Linked DNA regions of Homo sapiens: region 2 is linked to region 1. A link is an interaction called in ENCODE POLR2A ChIA-PET data of the cell type or tissue named here. Cell type or tissue: OCI-LY7. All regions are shown on one strand. Each heading gives the region's core, and the rest is flanking DNA. Links, peaks and the distances in the headings are about the cores only. Region 1 has its middle 240 kb from the start of KAZN-AS1. Region 2 overlaps LOC124903847 (a long non-coding RNA gene).

What was found. Peaks named below come from ENCODE experiments on the same cell type or tissue, not always from the same donor. Only the 100,000 strongest peaks of a DNase experiment are listed, where the experiment ranks them.
Region 2: POLR2A ChIA-PET joins it to region 1 with 21 read pairs; 2 of 35 experiments call an interaction of 5 or more read pairs at or near these places.

Annotation. Positions count from the first base shown.
Region 1 is chr1:14,178,786-14,188,744 of GRCh38, forward strand. It overlaps a transcript of KAZN not described here. Among named protein-coding and RNA genes, the nearest start is that of KAZN-AS1, 240 kb to the right of the region's middle. In OCI-LY7, for the core only: no CTCF peak of the experiment used is centred there; a DNase peak (open chromatin) is centred at 4,196; H3K4me3 peaks cover 932 bases; H3K27ac peaks cover 458 bases.
Region 2 is chr1:14,300,058-14,310,016 of GRCh38, forward strand. It overlaps LOC124903847 (a long non-coding RNA gene), which reads left to right. Exons shown (of 3, transcript XR_007065475.1): 3 at 1-9,959. It also overlaps a transcript of KAZN not described here. Among named protein-coding and RNA genes, the nearest start is that of KAZN-AS1, 110 kb to the right of the region's middle. In OCI-LY7, for the core only: no CTCF peak of the experiment used is centred there; a DNase peak (open chromatin) is centred at 4,726.

The sequences.
Region 1 (9,959 bases), core at 1,406-9,405:
TTTTGTTCCACTTCTATAAAAATGCTAACTTTTTTGGCAGGTATTTTAGTTACTTGCAGATCAGTTCACCTCTTTCATGGCTTACTTTTAAGCTCTTTTTGGAAGGGCCTGGAATAGCCTTTATTCTAGGAATCATTTTGCTTAATTTCTACACCCTGGCCCTTCTGGAGTCTCTAATGAATGTGTCCCATATTCCACCCAAATTCCTCCTCTTTGGCTGGTGAGCATGTCAACAATTTATGGACACGTGATCTCTTGAAATTATTTGGCCTGCAGCTCCCCTGTAACTGTTCTTTCCTGCACGTTTTTCTTGCTGGTCATGTAGAGTTTTATCCTGCCCAGACACAGGATTGATATTCAGCCAGCAACTCAAAGGCAACCCCTTTGCAGATCTTTGGAGATCTAGGTGTAGCCCTCCTGCTCTTTTAGAACTTTGTCCTGGAAATCCTAGCTAACTTAGTCTTCCTGATCTCCAGCTCCTTAATTCAGTGACATTGCGGGGCTCTCTCTGGATTTCTCTTTTCTATGCTGGAGTCTGGAAATTCTGTCCTTGCAGAATGCATGGAGATATTAGGACTCAACTTGCTTTTTCATATTTTCTCAAGGATCACAATCCCATGTTGTCCAATGTCTAAAAATAGTTGATTCTAACATAGTGTTCAGTTTTATAGTTATTTACAGCAAGAGGATAATCTGGACCCTCATGGCCAAAGCCAGAAGTCTTCAAAGTCCCTCTATTGTATACTGGCTCCTTGATAATGACATTTTTCTTTTCATAATTGTGGCAAATGCAGTGGCTTTATGGAGAATGCCTAGAATTTACTTATTTGGGGTTTGAAAGGATAGATTTACCTGAAAATGATAGAAATTCCATGAGGAAAGAAATATTAATTCACAGAGATGTAAGGAATTAATTCAACAGTATTTATTAAGCACCTTCCATTTGCTAGGTGCTGTTCTAGTTTTTGGGGAGATGACAGTAAGCAAAGAGATTAAAAGAAGCCTCTCTGCTGTGATCAAGTCCATTGTAGAGAAAATAGAGAAAGAGGCAGCAACCATAATAAGTAAAATCTTAAAATCTATAACACATCAGATGGTAAGTGCTATGGGAATTATAGAGAAATAATAATCCTTTCAGCCCACATGTGGCACTGATTGGAAAACATGGCCACTGTCCCTTCATAAAATTTAATGACAGAGGCCATCTGCTTAGAGGTACAATAGCCAACTGTATTACCATAAATGTAAATCTAGTCTAGGGCTGTCCTCTCATGCCCCGTTAATTTCTGCAGTTTATAAACACTTACCACAAAGTCATATTCATGTATCTATTTAACACCTTGATTTTTTTTTTTAAGTTTCTGCAACAGGACTAGATACTCCATGAAGGTAGGTACCATGTCAGGCTTTGCTCACAAGTGTATCCCCAAGCACTCTATGTAGGCTTGGCATTTGAATGGTGTTCAATAAGTGTTTGTTAGTTACTGAACATGTTTGTTAATGGAATTTATAGATGTGTCAAGTTCTTGATACATGCCTGGCTTAGACCTTGTATGTACACCCTTACTTTTCTCTTCAAAATGGCTAGTCAATTTCTCTTTGAAAGTTACCAGTTGTGACTCTACTTTTCCTTCTTTTTCTTTCCACAGCTGTGCAATCATTGCACACCCTCAATGACCAGATTTCCCATTTTATTGTCACCAAGTCGAAGGCACTGGAGGAGGACAAAGACCCTTTTCTACCCACTGAGAAGGAGACTCTGAAGAGTTCCATGATATTGATGAGGCACCTCTTAATGGATGCTCAGGTACAAAGATCAATACAGAAATTCTCTATGGAGAAGGTGGAATCTTTTTTTCTTTTTGGCATAAGCTGTCCAAAAATGTTCAACTACCACACCTATTGAAACCTGTTTTTCTGATATAACAGATTGGATATGTTGAGTATTGGATTTCTGATTAGATCTTATTTGGAATTTAGTATTAAAATAGCTTTTTAAAAAGTCAAAGTAATACAGCTTAAGAACAGTATATTTGTTGTCTCTGAGAATTTAACAGATCTCCCATTAGCCTTGGAAAAGTGAAAATCCATTTACATACAAACTTGGCAGGCATCATAGCTGGCAAAGGCTTTGGAGTAGAGCAAATACTTGTCCCAAACAGCATAAGTAACTAATGAATATTTTGGTGCATTTGCTGTACTCCTCCCGCCCCGCCCCAGTAAGTACATCAGCACTGGTTTTGCTAGCGCTGAATTTATTGAGGAAGGTATTTAGCTCATTGTAGGCTATTGTTGAGATGTTATTCAAGGTGTCTCCTTGTGTACTATTTTATCGAAATATTTAAAAGTTATCTACTCCTTCTGGCTTTGTTGGTGGGTCTCTTCAGACGTGTTGATAGACAAACACCAAGTGTTTTAAGAGAATTGATAGTTTTCTGTGTTAGGGAAGCCAAACTGAGCTAGATCTAATTGTCATTCCTACCTCTTCAGTGTCGGGAAATGTTTCAGGAAATGTTCTGTGGGTTTGGTGATTTTTGTGTTCATTTGCCCCGGGGATTTCTTCCTGAGCTTGTTTTCTGTTCAGCATTGCTGAGGTCAGAATGGTTGGTGGTTTCTTTCATTCCGCTCTGTAGCAGAGATTTTGAACTGTGGTTTCTTTGCTTTTGTTTCTACGCTGGTAGTGGTTTATGTTTTATTTTTAAAATCAATCCCGAAGCCCGGGTCTTGTACCAATACGGCTTTAACTGGCTGTGCCTTTGTGCCTGTCTCACCTGTCAATGCCTGAAGCCGCCCCATGGGATTTTTGAGGCCCTCTGTTGAGATGGCCCAAATTATGCAAAGCCTTTCATTCCTATTCACGGTTCTCCTGCTCTCCTTCATTATAAACAGCCCATTCAGCTTCTCCTCTCTCCCCCAGCCTGTCTGGTGGAAAAAGGAAGGATTCTGAAGCTATGACAGCCAATTTTGAAACTCAGAAAAAAGGGAAATTTAGAAGAATTTACTGAATAAAAGAGAGCAAATTGTTCTTGAAAGGATTAGCTTTCCTCGAAATGCCTGGTCCCAATCCTGTAGCCAGCACCTCAGCCAAGGGAACTGCCTAAATGAATCCCAAAAGGCATTGTGTGTAAACTCCAGTTTGCAAAACCTAAGGTACTGAAAAAAGTGCATATTTTTCTTCTCCTTCACATCCGAGCTTACTAGTGCCTAGAACTGGATTTCAAAAATGTTTCATATTCCGGAAATGTTTGCTCCCACCGAGTGCCTAATTCATTAGAGAGCCTTCATCCTTTGTGGTGTTGACAATGAATTTTCCCTTTTTTATTTAAGGAGATTAAAATATCCCCTATCGTGTAGTCATCGTGTAGGAATATTTTCTTATCATATTTTCTCCTGATCCCAAATCGATGACTGCTAGAATGTTCTCCTTTAAATGGCCAGATAAAATGGAGTGGGATATGGTGGATATTCTCCTAAGTCATATGCTAAAAAGGAAGGTGGGTTACATCTTCTTCCTCTTTCCTGAAGGTAGGTGTCTACCTGGGTCAGGTAGAAACGTCATGTGGAAACCCCATTGTTTCTTTTGCCTCCTAACATTCCAAGATTCCTTGCTTCTGTCTTTTAAACTAACAAAGGATGAAGTGGGTTGTGATGAGTTTAGTATACCACTCTGATTGGTTTTCTTCTAAAACCGCTAACTTTTTGAAACAGTGTTTTGGTTATGATCCTCCGTTCCTTGCTGAAGTCAATTGGGATCATGTCACCTGCTAACCCCAGTCCTGTATCCTGCTAGTGTCTCAGATGAGTGTTGCCAAGCTTATAAAATGCCAAGGAATCCCAACGTTTTGGGGATGGCCAGGGATGATATGTGATTTTGAGTTTTGAAGTAGACACGTAAAAATATGTCATTTTTAAAAAAAGACTCTTTATTGGGCATTTCGGGGGCTAATTCACTTATTTTCCATCTGTGCTTTAACACTGCTTCTTCTCTCAATTCCAAAGACAAATGATTGTACTCATTTTCATACACTAAGTTCATCAAGAGTGGGAGGCCGATAGAATGTAGATATAACTTATCTGAACATCCTTTCGTTCAGTCTGCATTTTGTGATATTAATAGGCATCTCTTAGGTTTTTGTGTTGCAGGATGTAAGCCTTTCAAGGGTAGTAACCACATCCTTGAACTTGGTTGGTATAATAGCCCTCTCAGTTCCATACCCACAGGGCCCTTAATAGTATTAGATGATGATGAAACACTCTGACATCAGCTTGCAAGTCGAATGAAGTCAGGCAAAAAGTGTTCCACAGAACCTGGAGGCTGCTTGAGAGTGACTGCTTAAAATGCATAATCGATTCAAGTCACATCTGTTTGGAAGCAATAAATCCTGCTTAGGAGAACGTCAAAGGCAAAAGCATTGCCGGACTATGAAATTCCACCTCTGAGGATTATAAAACAATGTGCACAGAGCAAACACATCTCCCAAGTATAATGGGGAAGCCAGAGATGATTGGCAGGCCTGACAATCCATCCTGGAAAATGGAATCGCGAAGGGAGCACCTCACATGGGTAGCCCAGAAAGCCCGCAATTAGGTGTTCGTCCCCTAAACGTTTTGAGCATGGAGGTGTCTGAAGAGGCCTAGCACCTCTATTTGCATTCCATTTCCTTTTTAGTTTGCAGGCCCCCAAATTCAATGGAGTCTGCCATTCAGATCGCATTTGAAACCCGATCTTGTGGCTTTGATTCCTGAGAGCCCTGTCTAAACCCAAAATGCCGACTCAGCCTCCTAAGTGATTAGATTCGTAACACCGAAGAAGCGATTCTTTCTGGTAGAGATTAATTCTTTTACTCATACTGTGTGACTCCGCATGCTAAGAGGGGTTGATTACAGCAAATTAAATCTCTCCTTGGCAGTTCTCTCCCTTTACCCCCCAAAGACCTAATATCATTATTTATTAAGGGGAGAAAAATGCTTGGAAAAATAATAAGATTGCTTTGTTGGCAGGAAGGTCCCCCTCTTGAAGGCCGAGTGCTAAAGGGTAGAGAACTTTCTGTGCACCTAGGGGCTTCCTTCTGCAGGCCATGGAACAAAGGGTGGCTGAGGGAGAGTCTGTGCTCTGCTGACCTAAGGAGGCTGCCCTGGGTCTGGACAGGAAGTGGGTAGCCTCTTTGCCTAAAACTTGGCCTGTACTGGGACTAAAAGGAAGAGCTTGCTTTAAGGGAGGCTGAATCGTTGGTATACCCTTCCCAGAGGTCCATCTCTAGGGATGAAAGTAAACCCTTCAAAATAAAAATAAACCACACAACTGTCATCTCTAAACAAATCTCGAACAAAGTCCATCGTTAGGCGGAAAAGACCTGAAATTTGCTTTACTCTTCAAACTCTCCGTTTTTCCTTCTGCCCTTGTCTCCTCTTCCCTTTTCTTTTTGCTTTTCTTTGTCTTCTCCCTCTGCCCTTTTTCTCCCCACCCGACCCAGCATCTCTCCTCCTCCCCTCCTATTTTCTCCTTCTCTCAAATCTATTCCCCTCCTCCCTCCCTCGCCTTCTCTTCTTTTGGTTGGCAAAATAAATGTTAGCTGAGATGTGGAATTACATTCTGCATTTTTCACTTCCTTCTCTTCCTTCCCTTTCCTGTTCTTTCCTTGTCTGTCTTTCTTTCTGTTATTTGTGTTCGGGGAACTGGAAAGCACATTTGCCAAAAGCCTATATTCCCCCTTGCCAAGCAAGAGCGGAAGCAGCAGCAGGAGGGAAACCTGGCATTTAGGAGGCAGATCGGGAGCCCTGCCAGGATCAGACACTGCATAGGATTTGGGTGGCTTCGTTTTTCTTTTCTCTTTTTAAAAGAGCTGTCTAGCAAACTCTTCTAGATGATTGTGCTTTCCAATTGGTTTCTGGCAAAACTGGGCCGATTGAACATGATCAGCTATTTTAGCTGTCTGGACACTCCCTGGCCTCAGATGGGGAAGTGCAGTGTGGACCAGAGGAAACCTTGGCTCAGGTTCCTGGCAGATAGGGAGGGTTAGCGCCCCAAAGTCAACATCATCTTGCATTGGGAAGGATGCCTTGGGAACCGAGCAGTTCACACCTATTATAGAAGTGCATTTTAATTTGATTCTTCTGTTACTAGCACTTTCCATCCCTCCAGATTCTTTCCGAAGTTGATACTGTGGTCAAGGTAGGTAGGCCTCTGTGGCTGTCACTGGTACAGTTATCTGGAGCTTTCTAGCTGCTGCCGGCTTTAGGGTTATGCCTATGAATGTGACCTGGTTAGCCCTAGAGAATGTCTTGCCCTCACTTTATACAAACTGAGACATCAGAAGGATCCTGGGCTTAAGAAGGTCACAGATGCTGGCTGCGGCTATGGATGGTACCGCACATGTGGGTTTTCCTTATCCTCTGGGATGTAACACCATGATGGAGAAAGAATTAGAACTCTCTCCCTAGGTTCTCTTCCTTAGCAAGCAGGGAAGAAACTCTGACATTAGAACCAGGGAAAACAGGCAAAGCTTTCATCCTAAGAAAGTTACCCTGGGATATCTTGAAGTCTACTCATCCCACCAGCTTTCCACCTTGTAAAAGTCATAGGAGAAAGAAATACTTATATGGATGCTGAAGAATTTAGTTCCCTTCACTAAAAAGCTACAATGATAAGCTGATTATTCAAAGGAGTCTTAGCACATCCCCTGAAATAATCCATGTGCTCCATTACGCATCCTTTCCTGCGAGTTTGCAAAAGCAATGCTTATTTTCCATTCTTAGTTGCAAAACTATCAAATCAGCAAGTCCAAAAGCTTGTAGTTTTTTACATAACTCTTACAAGCCCTCTTTCCATACTGCCACAATAGTTTTGATCTTTAAAAGGGTGTTTGTTTTGTTTTGTTTTTGTTTCAGATAAATAAACTTTAAGCCACAGGCATTGCCAGGCTTAGATGCAATCCCTTCAGTTACGGAACTTCTGTACTCACCCTTCCTGTTTAGAAGAAATGGAGGATAAGACATAAAATTGTAATACTCTTGTTCTGTTAAGCTTGTGTCTAGGGTTTTTTTAAATTGATAGAGAAAGTTAGACCCTCCTGAGACCTCTGTCATCGTTGTAAAATCCATAAAGCAAAATGTTCAGAGAATGCAAAGTTGTTTCAGTGTTTGGTGCGCCAAGACACAGGTCGAGTTGGAAATGAGACTCAGAAAAAAGATTGATTTCCATTCATTGTATTCTGAAGGAAAGTTGCACCTCTTACTTGGGGTGAGTGATGCTTGAATAGAATAGTGTCTATCAAACTGGTCCAACTTCCATAGATCTGTATAGTGCCAAAGGACAATTTGGGAATTTGTTGGTGCAAAACTTCAATTACTTTCGTACCAACTGAATATTTTGTACATCATAGAGCTTTTATGTTACATTTTTTGATCCTGAGTCATTAGTTTAATAACATTTAAAATGATAATAAAATGGAATTTATGCTGGTCTAATAAGTGATGGTTCCTGTTACAGTAAGCAGGATACGAAATAGTAACAAAATCATGTAAGGAAGGTTGGGGTGAGGATTCGGTTAGGATTCCTTGGTTGTCAGCAACAGAGACCAGCTCTGATAAACATTAACAGGGATACACTTAATAGAAACCCATGGGTAGCTCATAGGAAAAGATAAAGCATTACATCTCAGAAAAGATAGGAGAGAGGGTAGCTATGGAGATTTAGGTGTCAAAAGCTTAAAAGCAATTGTTTCAGCGTGCTGTGGTTAGGACAACTTGGCTCCAACCATTTTCTTTCTCTGTGTCACTTTGATCAAGATTCAAATTCTTGGAAAACTCTGAATGATCTGTCTTAGGTCACTGGGCCCTCCTCTCTTTGACCGTGGGCAGGTAGGCTTGTTGATGGATGGTCTCGCCATGACTGTGAGCAAGTGCAGACTGGTATTATTACCACAAGGAAGAGGAGTAGATGCTGGCAGACACCGCTGCAGATGGAGGCAATAATTAATTTACTCTGCCTGCTGCATGCGTGGACTTCATGCTTGGGTCTCAGTACACAGCTTGGCACTGCTCTAAGTTCTAGGGACAGAGAGGGACAGAACTTTACCCCTAACTCTCCTCCCCCACCAGAGGGGTTCAGGATTAGATGGATAACTGGACGTTGAAGTGCTCCATGATAAATACTGATGACAGCGTACATGGGGGCTGTGGAATCTCGGAGAAGGACCTAGCTGATATTTGCAGATCACTTTACTGTTTACAAAGTACTTTTGCCAGCATTTTCTCATCTTCTCAGCCATGAGAGGGACAGGAGGTTGGGTATTATTATCTCTATTTTGAAAACTAGGTATTAAGCTTGAATAAAATAGCCTTTTTTACATTGTTCCATCCAGCCCGTCGCAAAGAAGGAGTAATTGATTTCCTACTTGCAGATGGTGACTTGGAGTATTTGCTTCCTGAGGGGTTATTAAATAGATAGAAAGGGGGTATGTAATTTTGGGAAAGAAGAACATTAAAACCTGGCTTCAGATATAGAATACCTCACATAACTAAAAATATTTTGACAATTTTAATATGTTGATACATTCTTAAAGCTACACACTACCCTCTCAGACTCCTAGAAAGGTTCAGCTTCCAAGAATATGGTTTACAAAAGTATTTAAATAGAATAGGAAATATATTACAGCCCCCTACCTCACATATCTCATTTTCTTCATGATGTCTACTGTGATGTTGGCAAATACTTGGCTTCCAAAATAATACCCAATCCCACCATCACCCTTTAGATGAGAGGCTCCCAGCTGAGAAGGAAGCAGAGCAACTTTGCTTCCCTCCCACACCAGGTGACATCTGGCAATGTCTGGAGATATTTTCAGTTGTCCTGACTGGCAGGGGGTGAGTGTGCTGCTAGCATCCAGTAGGTAGAAGCCAAGGATGTTGCTAAACTCTCTACAATGCACAGGAGAGCTGCTCACAGCAAAGACTTATCCAACTTCAAATGTTAGGAGTGTCAAGATTGAGAAACCCTACTTTAGGTCCAAGGCTAACTTTTTAATTATTTATGGAACTCTTTTGATTTCGGAATTCTTTTATTTCAAGCCCTATAATTGATCATAATTGATTTTCCAGATACATCTTCGTTATCCATTCACTCACTTTCTCCTTTTTCTATTGAGCATCTGTTATGTGCCAGGGATGTTGCCAGCCTATGGGGGAAACACCGGTGAAGATGAAAGGAGTAATCCTTGCCCTCAAGGATCTGGGGTTTCACTGGGGGCAACTGACTATAAATATGGGAGTAAACAGATAACAGTGAGTTTTAATGTTTGTCTTAAAGAAACACTGTACCAGGACCCCATTTAGATAACAGTTCAAAGACATTCTCTTTGAACATGACATTTAAACTTAGATCTGGGGATGGAGAGAGAGAGAGAGGAGCGTGTGTGTGTGTGTGTGTGTGTGTGTGTGTGTGTGTGTGTGTGAAAGAGAAGCCTTGTCTCATGCTTTATTGCATATATTTGTACTTTAGTTTTGTGTGTTAAGCATTACCCCATGAGGTGATTGGAAATAGCTCCCCTGAGATGTTGCAAAAGATATATACAAATTATTTTTTCAGAAATTTACATTTAATTTAGGGAATATAACAATTCCAGCTGGTCCCTTGGGAACAGAGGATCCTTTAATCCTTTGCCTATTGGTGTCCACAGAGGAACCGGGATCTCAGGCTTTTCTAGCTAGATGCTGGGGACATAGAGACACACACAAAAGAAGGCTAGGGTAAGAGTTGTTCGAATTTCATGAGACATAGGAGTGGGATGGATGAAGGGGAAATGAGGAAAGTGTAGAGCTGTTCTGAACAAGAATATGAAGAATATGCAGTAACTTACCGGAAGAGCAGCCTCATAGAATCTAGCCAGTAGTCAGTTCTCAATTATGTACCCATAGATTATCCATGGGCAAAGCATTTCTTCCCTGGTGGCATGCACTCA
Region 2 (9,959 bases), core at 909-8,908, 120 kb after region 1:
GAAGAGAGTCTCACAAACGCAAAGGTGCTGTGGCAGGAAAGTGTTTGGGGTCATCCTGGAAATGTAGCACATATGTTTGGAGTGTGTTGAGGAAGGAGGAGAGCAGGATATGGGAAGCACCCTAGGACAGGATCCTGCAGGGACTCGGAGCCTCGTTAGCATTTGGGGCTTTATTCCAAGTTTAATGGGCAGCTATGGAAGAATTTATTTATTTTTTTTTAAGACAGAGTCTTACATAATTACGGCTCACTGCAGCCTTGACCTCCTGGGCTCAAGTGATCCTCCCACATCAGCCTCCCAAGGAACTGGGACCACAGGTGCTCACTACCATGCCCTGCTAATTGTTGAATTTTCTGTAGAGATGAGGTCTCCCTATGTTGCCCAGCCAGGCTGGTCTCAAACTCTTGGGCTCAAGGGATCCTCCTGCCTCAGCCTCCCAAAGTACTGAGATTACAGGCATGAGCCACTGTGCTCAGCCGGATTTTAGGCAGTAGAGCAACATGATCTGAAACATACTTTCAAAAGGTCCCTCTAGCTGCACAGAGGAAAATCAATCAAAAGCGTGCAAAAATGGAAACAGACAGGTTAGGAAGCACACTGCACATGAGACACAATGGCCTGACTGAGATAGTGGCCATGTTAACAGAGAAAGGCAGACAGGTTAGGTTTATATGCAGGTGGCTCAGTCACCAGATCTGGCAACACTTTTTCCGAGGAACCAAAAGGGATTTCTCCCCTACAAATCAGTTTGGCGTATCATCAGACTCTGAGTGCATCCCTAGGACGTATCCTACCTGTGAACACCATCTGTCCTGTGAACCAAGGGGTAGGTATAGGGTAGAGTCATTGTGGAACTTGGGTGTGGAGGTGTGTCCCCTGCTAGAGACCTAGCCTGAATTCTGCAAGCTTGTGGCTCTCAGAGTCTTGGGAAAGAAACCACATTTATACCTATGTCAGACTCAGCCTTGGCAAGGATTGGTGAAATCCACATGTTGGAACAATGAAGCCTGAACCAAGAGATTCCACAGAAATGTCTTGTATGGAAAACTCAGCCTCATGGCCCAGTGAACCTAGGGAGTTACACACCCAGACCATAGGGAATTCACAAAGCTGGGCTTAGCATTCTACCCAGGAGGTTGACAGCAGCCAAGAAGACACTCCTTGGAATTCACATACCCGGTTGCATTTGCTCTATCTGATGACAATGGCATCTGCGAGTCAGACACGGTAGAGGAGAGTTTGATCCTGACTGTTCTCTGGCCCAAAGGCCCTGTACAAGTGTGGCTCTCCCTTCTTCAAACCTGCGGATTCCTTCCTCTAACTCCCCAGTCCCATCGGCTGGGGAAAATCATCTACAGGTTTGCATGATGGGATTGACTTTGGCTGCTCTCAAAGGCAAGCCACCGGGGTAGTGTAGACACACCCCTTCTGAATGTACCCCAGCCTGCCACTACAGGGATCTGTCTGATCTTGTGATTCATGTGAGGCGCTGGCACCCGCCTTCCTCTTTGACAAGGCGGCTCTGCCTGTTGGGAAATTTGGCTTGAGGCTTCACAAGCCTGTCAGCAGATGAGGGAAGACATATGCCAGCAGCAGGAAGCATGCATTAAACACAGAAAACTCTTCTGATCATGACTGCCCCAGCCTGTTCTATATAGAAGACATTTGGCAGGCATTCACGGGAGGCAGGTCCTAGCTGTGGAGGATTTGTCAAGTGCAAGGTACTCCTTCCTTTCCCTACTGGCCCATTCTCATCTTCCAGGTCTTGGGCTCAAAAGTCACCTCCTCCGAGAGGCCTTCCTTGACTACTCTACCAAAGGCAGGACCCCTGCATCGCTTCCTTCCTATCACATCACCTTGTTTTCCCTTTGTAGCATCTGTAATCATTTTAGTTACTTTTATACTTATTTAATATCTACCGCTCCCAATTGGACTCTAAGGTCTAACTGAGGTTTTCCTCTTCACTATTTCCACCTACCTAGTGCAAGATCTGGCACTTGGATACATGATGGGTACCTGGATAAATGTGTGGAAAAAATGGAAGATGCATAGGGAAAAACAAGGACCAATTTTTATTGATAATATCTTTCTCTATTTCCGAACTGACAGCTTCCTCTGAAACCTTTCCAACTAAATGCTATGGTTGTAATGAATGACAAGTTTGGGAGCTGCAGTCCCTTGAGTCATAGCAAAGAGTTGGAGAGAACAGACAGATCTATAATGAAGTTGTCACTTTTTCTCAAATCAACGCAGAACATAATGTGGAAGCAGGTATAGCCTCTCCCATCTTGCACCAAAGGACGTGAAGAAGTGAGCCCAAGTGAACAGGCAAGTAGGTGTCTCAAGTGGGGGTTTCTGAATATTTCCTCAGAAGACAATACACATGGAATCTCAAAGATGAGTCGAGATATGTGTCAATAACACTGAAACAGACATGTATCCTGCCCAGAGGTTGAGTGGATGAAATTGTCTAACATTCAGGAAACTCTAAGAATAAAGGTTAGATTCCAGGTGTAACAAGAATGTGTTAGCTGATCATTTTTGTTGGACTCCATGAAATTACATGGCAAATGGTGTGTACAAGTGTCCATATACAATGATCTAGGAAGAGGGATCAGAGGTTTTATCATATTTTCAAAACAGTCTATGATCTCCAAAAAAGGCAAAAGACAGCTACTCATAGGTGCTTTTATGGGGAAGGTCATATAGGTCATAAATCTATAGAAACCAAAGGTAAAATTGTATCTTACTTCTTGATCACCACGAGCCACCTCTCCCCTTGCCTTGTTTTGTTTAAGGTTGAGCGACGTGAGTTGTAAGAAGGATGGTTTGATGGGGTTCAGTGTTAGCCTGGAACTGGTTGGGGTTACCTGGGTGGAGGCTGCAGCAAGGTGGGAACAAGATTGAATGTGATATTAGCTCACTGCATTTTTGTTATGTCTTTGCCTGTGTGTCCTGGCTTTTCACATCCCATCTTGCTTTAGCTCTTGAAGGTACATTTTTCTTCAAGTTCTAGACTCAACCTTCTTAGGACCCTATCCCTGCTTGGTGCTTTTAATGATTAAACAAAGAAGCCAAGAGGAAGTAGACGTCGGTGTTTCACAAAGTGTGGTCTATGGACTAGCTGTGTCAAAATCATCTGGCTCGCTTGTTAGAAATGCAGATCTCTGAGCCCAAGCCTTGACCCATGAAATCAGAGTCTACAAAGGTGTGTCTCACTCTGTTGCCCAGGATGGAGTGCCGTGGTGAGATCTTGGCTCACTGCAACCTCCACCTCCCAGGTTCAAGTGATTCTCATGCCTCACCCTCCTGAGTAGCTGGGACTAGATGTGCCTGCCACCACACCCGGCTAATTTTTTTGTATTTTTAGAAGAGACTGGGTTTCACCGTGTTAACCAGGACAGTCTCAATCTCCTGACCTCGGATCTGCCCACCTCAGCCTCCCAAAGTGCTGGGATTACAGGCGTGAGCCACTGCGCCCAGACGGGAATCTGCACTTTTAAGAGGCTGTCTAGGTCATCATTCTGATACACAACAAAGTATGAACCCTGACCCTCATATGTCCTCCAGGCTCTCAAATGTCCTCCAAGTTGGTCCCAGAATGAACAAGGCTCATCTTTGCTTACATCATTCTCCCTTCCCATTTATGCCTATCCAAACTCTGTCCATCCTTCAAGATTACCTTATCTCTCATGGCATATAAGAAGTCTTTTTTAGGCATCTCCAGCTTTCATTTGCTTTCTTTTTTATGAATCCAACATCCACAAGTCTTGCATTATTCTCTTTTCCATTTATCTGACTCTGGTCTCTTCAATGCAAATATAAGCAATAAACTCCTCAAATCCTCATTCTCTCCAGTGCGTCATTTATCTCAAGAGACAAGGAGAATGTTCAATAAACAACCCTTCCTCCAGAGTATACCCGACTCTCAAAATGTTAGCGAGCTTGTTTTAGACTCTGCTAAATAGCTCTTACCTTACCAACTTCAAGTATTGATGGTGGGGCTGTCTTGCCATTTGGAAATCACAGCTTCCTCCTAATATTTCTGTTTTCCCAAGGCTTCCCTTCCTCTGGGCATTTCCTTTTGGAGTGGTAGAAAATGGGCCCAGAAGAATTTGAATGACATTCTTCAGTTCAGAATTCATGCAAAGAGCTGTCTGGCTGCAGTAGTTTGCAAAGTGCTCAAAGAGTTTCACCTACCGATGTTCAACTTTCATCCAACATCTCCAAAGGACACTTTTCTTTGAGATTCAAAAACTTAAAGGGAAGGGTTTTAAGCTCAGCATATTCCTAAGGACCTGGTCAGGACCTTGAGAAAAGGACTTACCCCAGCTTAGACCAAAATATTCACAGGATGGCTCTGCATCTCTGTGTGCTGTTCAGCCTCTATTTCCATCCCACGAGGTCTGACTATCTTCACTAAGCTTCAATGAGCAACTGGAATTTTGGAAGCTTGCTAAAATCACATTCCGTTCTGAGGAAGTTTGGTCTATTTCTTGGCCTTATGTCAAACATTGCTATTTTTCTTTCAGAAGTCATCCATAAACACATGGACAATGAATTCATTTCAATGCATTTCCAATGATCCAGCAGGCTTCTGAAACCGGTGAGCTTCAAATGCATTCCCAGGGGTACATCTGAGTTTCGTATAACCACTCGAAATCTCTTTTCTAGTACATGTGGCATTACCACACCACAGTCTTAAGGCATGACATAATTTACTTTTGCATTTTCCGTTCATTCTTGAACAGTTCACCGAGCTCCTGGAACTCATAACAGAGATGTCAGCTGTGGATGTTGATGAAGCCCTAGGACTGTGTCGTCTTTCATCAGAACATTCTTTTAGAAGCCTTAAGAAGCATGATTGCTCTGCAGCCAAAGCTAGTTTTTTTTTTTTTTTAATTTTAAATAAGAAGATAGATCTATGGGCCTTTGAGAAAAGGATTCTCATTTTAAAAAATTAATAATACAACTTGTCTCCTCTGCTTTTCCACATACTCACACATCCCTAAATTTTAGAAAGGATATGTCTGCTGCATTTTCATTCCTCTGCATCAGCTACGGTTTTGTAACCTGGGTTGAATTCAGCATTCCTAGCTAGAAAATAGTCAGCTGAGGAAAAGACTGCCATCGTCTCTCCCACCTTGTCCAACTCAGTTAAACCCATGTCGAAAGCAGAATCTGCTTTCACTGTTGGAGGAATAAAATGCAAGCCATGATATCAACCCTACAGAAGCAGATTATATCTTGGAATTTAAGGATATTTTAGAGGGCCTGACAACTTCCTAAAATTGAATTCAAACATTTGAACATGTATACACTTGCATTTTTAGGGAGTGAAGATCCCTAGTTCTCACCAGATTTGCAAAGAGGTCTGTGACCCCAGAAAAGGTTGGAAAAAAAACAAGCAAATACGATCCTGCAGTCAAGATCAAACATGCCCATTTGCTGAACCAAAATACAGGATGCATCAGCTGTCAAGACAATATTAATTCTGAAGACAGGGAAAGGAAAGATCTGAACTCAAGATTACCCCAGTTAATCTAGGGCATATGGCTATCTGAATTCTGGGGAATGACATAAGGGAAGTCTGCTCTCCCTTTTTTTTTTGTTTTCTTTTTTTTTAATTCATGACACTTTCACTGATCATTTGGATGGCAGGGTATCGCTAAGAACCAGGATTATAAAGATGAACAGGCCTCAGGTCTGTTTTTAACAGGCTTATAATCTATGGTAAGAGGCAAGGCATTTAATCTCCTTTGCTTCTACGATTATGGCTCACATATGTTTGCTCTGCTCTAAGAAAAATGCATCAGAAGCACCTTAGGTTTGGCAGGTAGGGGCTCTGATGTTAACAGGATTGGGTAGAGAAGCTCTTGATGCTTCTGGAAACCCCATGAGAGTTTAGAAAACACGAACCTTGTCCTTCCCTCTGGAAAGCACTCTCATCTTTCCTGTCTGATCACTGAGCCTCCTCCCCAGTCCAGGGAGGAAACAATTTTTGTTGGAAGACATTAAATTGCTTGGCTGGCTGTTGTGGCCCTGGGTGAGATGAAGGCAGACATCGTTAATGGAATGTGTTGTCGCATTTTTTGGTGGATTGTTTTGAAAAGTATTTCACTGGAGAACATTAGCACAGCTTGGGCAAAAGTGCTTTGTGAAAAAATTAAATCCCCATATTTCTCTATCTCTTTCTGCAATTGCTCCCCTGATGTGCTCTCTGAAAGGGTATTTGGTAAAGGCCAATGTATTGGGGTTGACTCTGAAGGTCCGTGGACCACGCATGAGCTCAAATGCAATTGGCCATTGCTTTGTGATCCTTACCACTCAGGGCCAATGTGACAGACTCACAGCCTCTCCAACAGGCCACTTAGAAACTATGGAGAGGGATGATTCAGTAGAAAGGACATGAACTCAGGGTGGAGTGGGCTTTCTCTCCCTTTGCTCTTTCCTGATTCTAACCTATCTGGGCCTGGACAGTCATAAGACTCTGCTATGAAAAACTACCCAGTCCTTGCTGTGAAAGTCAGCAGTGCTGGGCTACTTCTTGAAAGGCAATACCTTCTGCTCTACCATGATGTGAACCAGGCCCCAACCCCTGACCACAGGTGACAGGACATAGCCCAGGGTGTTCAGAATAATGAGCAGCCAATCGCAGACCATGAGGTGATGGGTGAGCTGGTGGGATTAGCTCTGCCCAGACAGGGCCTAGAAGTTGCCAAATTTAGCTCCAAACCAGCAGCATCTCAAAGTTCCTGGGCTCTACCTACAGAGACGCCTTCACAATCAAAGTTCATTCTTTAAAAGACAAGATAAGATTTGTTCTTCAGGCATTTGGCTCCTATCAGAGGCTTAGGTGTGAAAAATAACAAAATTTGATCTTCGTGTCCCCAATCTTTCCATTTTATTTGATGTCATGAGTGACGTCCAATTCTACCAGTGGTTCCCATTCATTTGTTCTCTGGGATCTGCTAATCTCATTTACATTCAGTCAACCCCTAAAGCACCCAGCAGAAAGCAGAGTACACAGAGGGGGATTTCATAAAGTGATGTTGACCCTTCGTGGTCCCACAAGTTCATATGCCACTGCCTCCTCGTGAAGTCCTGCCTGATCACCTGTTGAAATGAATCACTTCTTTCCCACACCTGACACCCTCTGCACCTGTCTAAGATAACAGTCCACTCTGCCTTGGGCATGACTTATTCACCCATGTGCTTCCCCACCATTTTTCACACCCTCCCAGTGGCATCCTAGACACTCAAGAACTGGCATGAACTTATTGGCTAATTATAAAGTCGTTTCAGCCCTGATGTTTTGGGTTGCTTCTCCCTTTCATGATAATCACACAGCTATGGTGGACACTTCTATGGTCCAGACACTGTCTACATTAGGTCATGTCTACACCTATGCTACAACTCTGTGGAAGGAGATACTATCATTGTCCTCCTTTACAGACGTGGAAACTGAAACTCAAAGAGGTTAAGGGACTTCCTCCAAGACCATTATCTATGCTAGTACCAGAACTTGAACTCTAGCCTATGTAACCCCAAAGACAGTGCTGTTGATCTTTGTGGGACACTTCTGTTTATAGCTGCCCAAGACAGAGTCTCCATCTGAGCAATGCTTCTCACCTTTGAGTTGGAAAACAAGCCCTCATATACAAAGAGGCAGTAACGCGTAGTGGGTCGCAACCACAGGATGCTGAAAGTAGGGAGTGAATGTTTGATGAGAAATAGAGTGGATACAGAGTTCCACTCCCTACAAATCATTTATTAACTACAAATGAAGAAATAGTAACTTTGCATCGAAGCAAACTGCCAAATACAATCTTGACCAAATGATCAAAGCCAACATCATCAATATTGGGACAACAGAACATCTCATGTCTCCTACTGTGATGCGCTGAGGATACAACATCATTCTGGTCTTCCTGCCAAAAATGTGTAACTTGAACACAATCATGAGAAAACATTAAGAACATGTCACAGAAAACTGGCCTGTGTTCTTTAAAAATTATCAAGTTCAGGAAACACAAAGAAAGACAAAGGAATTGCTCCAGATTAAAAGAGACTAAAGGCTCTGGATTAAAGACAATTAATTGCAATGTGTACTTTCAGGTTGCATCCTGAACCAGGGGAAAAAAAATAGCTATATAGAACATTATTAGGACAATTGATGAAATTTGAATATGGACTGTGAGTTAGATAGTATTGTTATGAAAATGTTAAATTTTCTGATTTTTGATAACTATTGAGATTATATAGGAGAATATATTAGGAAATGCATACTGCAATATTTAGGGTTATGTGGGCACAAGGTCTCCAACTTAATTGGGTCAGGAAAACAAAATATGCATATCTATGTAAAATATATGCAAAGAATAATACAGCAAAGTAAAAACAGGTGGATCTGGGTAAAAGTTATATAGAAGTTTCATGAACAATTCTTGTATTTTTTCTGGAATTTCAGTTATATCAAAATTAAAAATTGCAAAATGTTATAGAGTAGCAGTTGCAAGTGTAGGTACTGAAATTGTACTGCCTGGTGTAAATCCTGGATCTGCCAAGTACTGGCTGTGTGACCTTGGGCAACATACCCAACCTCTCTGTGCCTGTTTCCTTGCCTGCAAAATGGAGATGATAGAGTACCTACCTCTTAGCATTTTCTGAGACCTGAATGAACTAATACGCATAGACTAGAACCTCGTGCCTCATAAGCATTCAGTCATCAGTATGGGTGAAGGTCAGTGGTTACCAATTTCTTTGATATTTTCCTGTTTGCCTGTTGTGTATGATTTCCTGGTCTGTCAGATTATTTCCAGGGTGCAGCTCTAAAGACGAGCAAATTGTTATTAGATTTGGAAGCCAGTTCATCAAATACATGCAGTCCTCAAAGGGCACGAATGTGTTTAACAAGAATTAATGAAAAATTGGCAGCCTGATATTTTTGGCCCAGTCAAAATGTGTGGAGTCTCATTGCTAATTAAGCCTCCTCATTTTTCCTAGAGCAATGCCACCTGTAGGTTTGCCTGATTTGGGCATTTATTTTTCCAAATGGCAGCTGCCTGAAAGTTTCAGGAATCTCAGAACAATAACTGGAATTTAGGCTAGAAGAAGAAATGGGATATCCCAAAATTGCAACAGGATAAGCAACCCTTTTAAAAAAAATTGATGGTTAGATTTTTGTCAGATGCCACCCATTTATCTAAAACTTCAATTTTAAGTCAGAGAATTATCAATTAATAAAAATTGATTTATATTTACTAGGTATAAGGCACCACACAGGATGCTGTTGGGGAATTGTAGGTAAATGAGATATGGATATTTTTTCAGTTACTACAGCAGAGGACCTCAGTGTCCAGCGTGAAGTGACCAGAGACAGAGTGGAATGGGAGGAGGTCACAGCAGTGGCCAGGACCAGATTACAGGGGCCTTGGAGGCCACAGGGAGGAATTTGGATTTGATTCTAATGCTACAGGAATCCACTGAAGATGGCATTAATTGATTTTTTTGTTTTCAGTTGAGACCAGGTCTCACTCTGTGGCCCAGGTGGAGTGCAGTGGTGTGATCACAGCTCACTGTGGCCTCCACCTCCCAGGCTCAGGTAATCCTCCTGCATCAGCCTCCTAAGTAGCAGGGACCACAGGCACACACCACTAGGCTCATGCCCAGTTAACTTTCTTAAAAAAAATTGTGTAGAGATGGGGTTTTTCTATGTTCCCCAGGCTGGTATTGAACTCCTGGGCTCAAAGGATCCTCCCACCTTGGCCTCCCAAAGTGCTAGATTACAGGCATGAACGACTGCACCTGGCCTGATTTATATTAAAAAAAAAAAATTCTGCAGGGACACAAGTCAAGTTCAAAGCAGGAAGACCAGAGAGAAAGCAGCTGTTGTTCTTTAGGCAAGAGCTGGTGTTACTAGACAAGGGATGAAGCAGCAGGAAGAGATAATAATATTT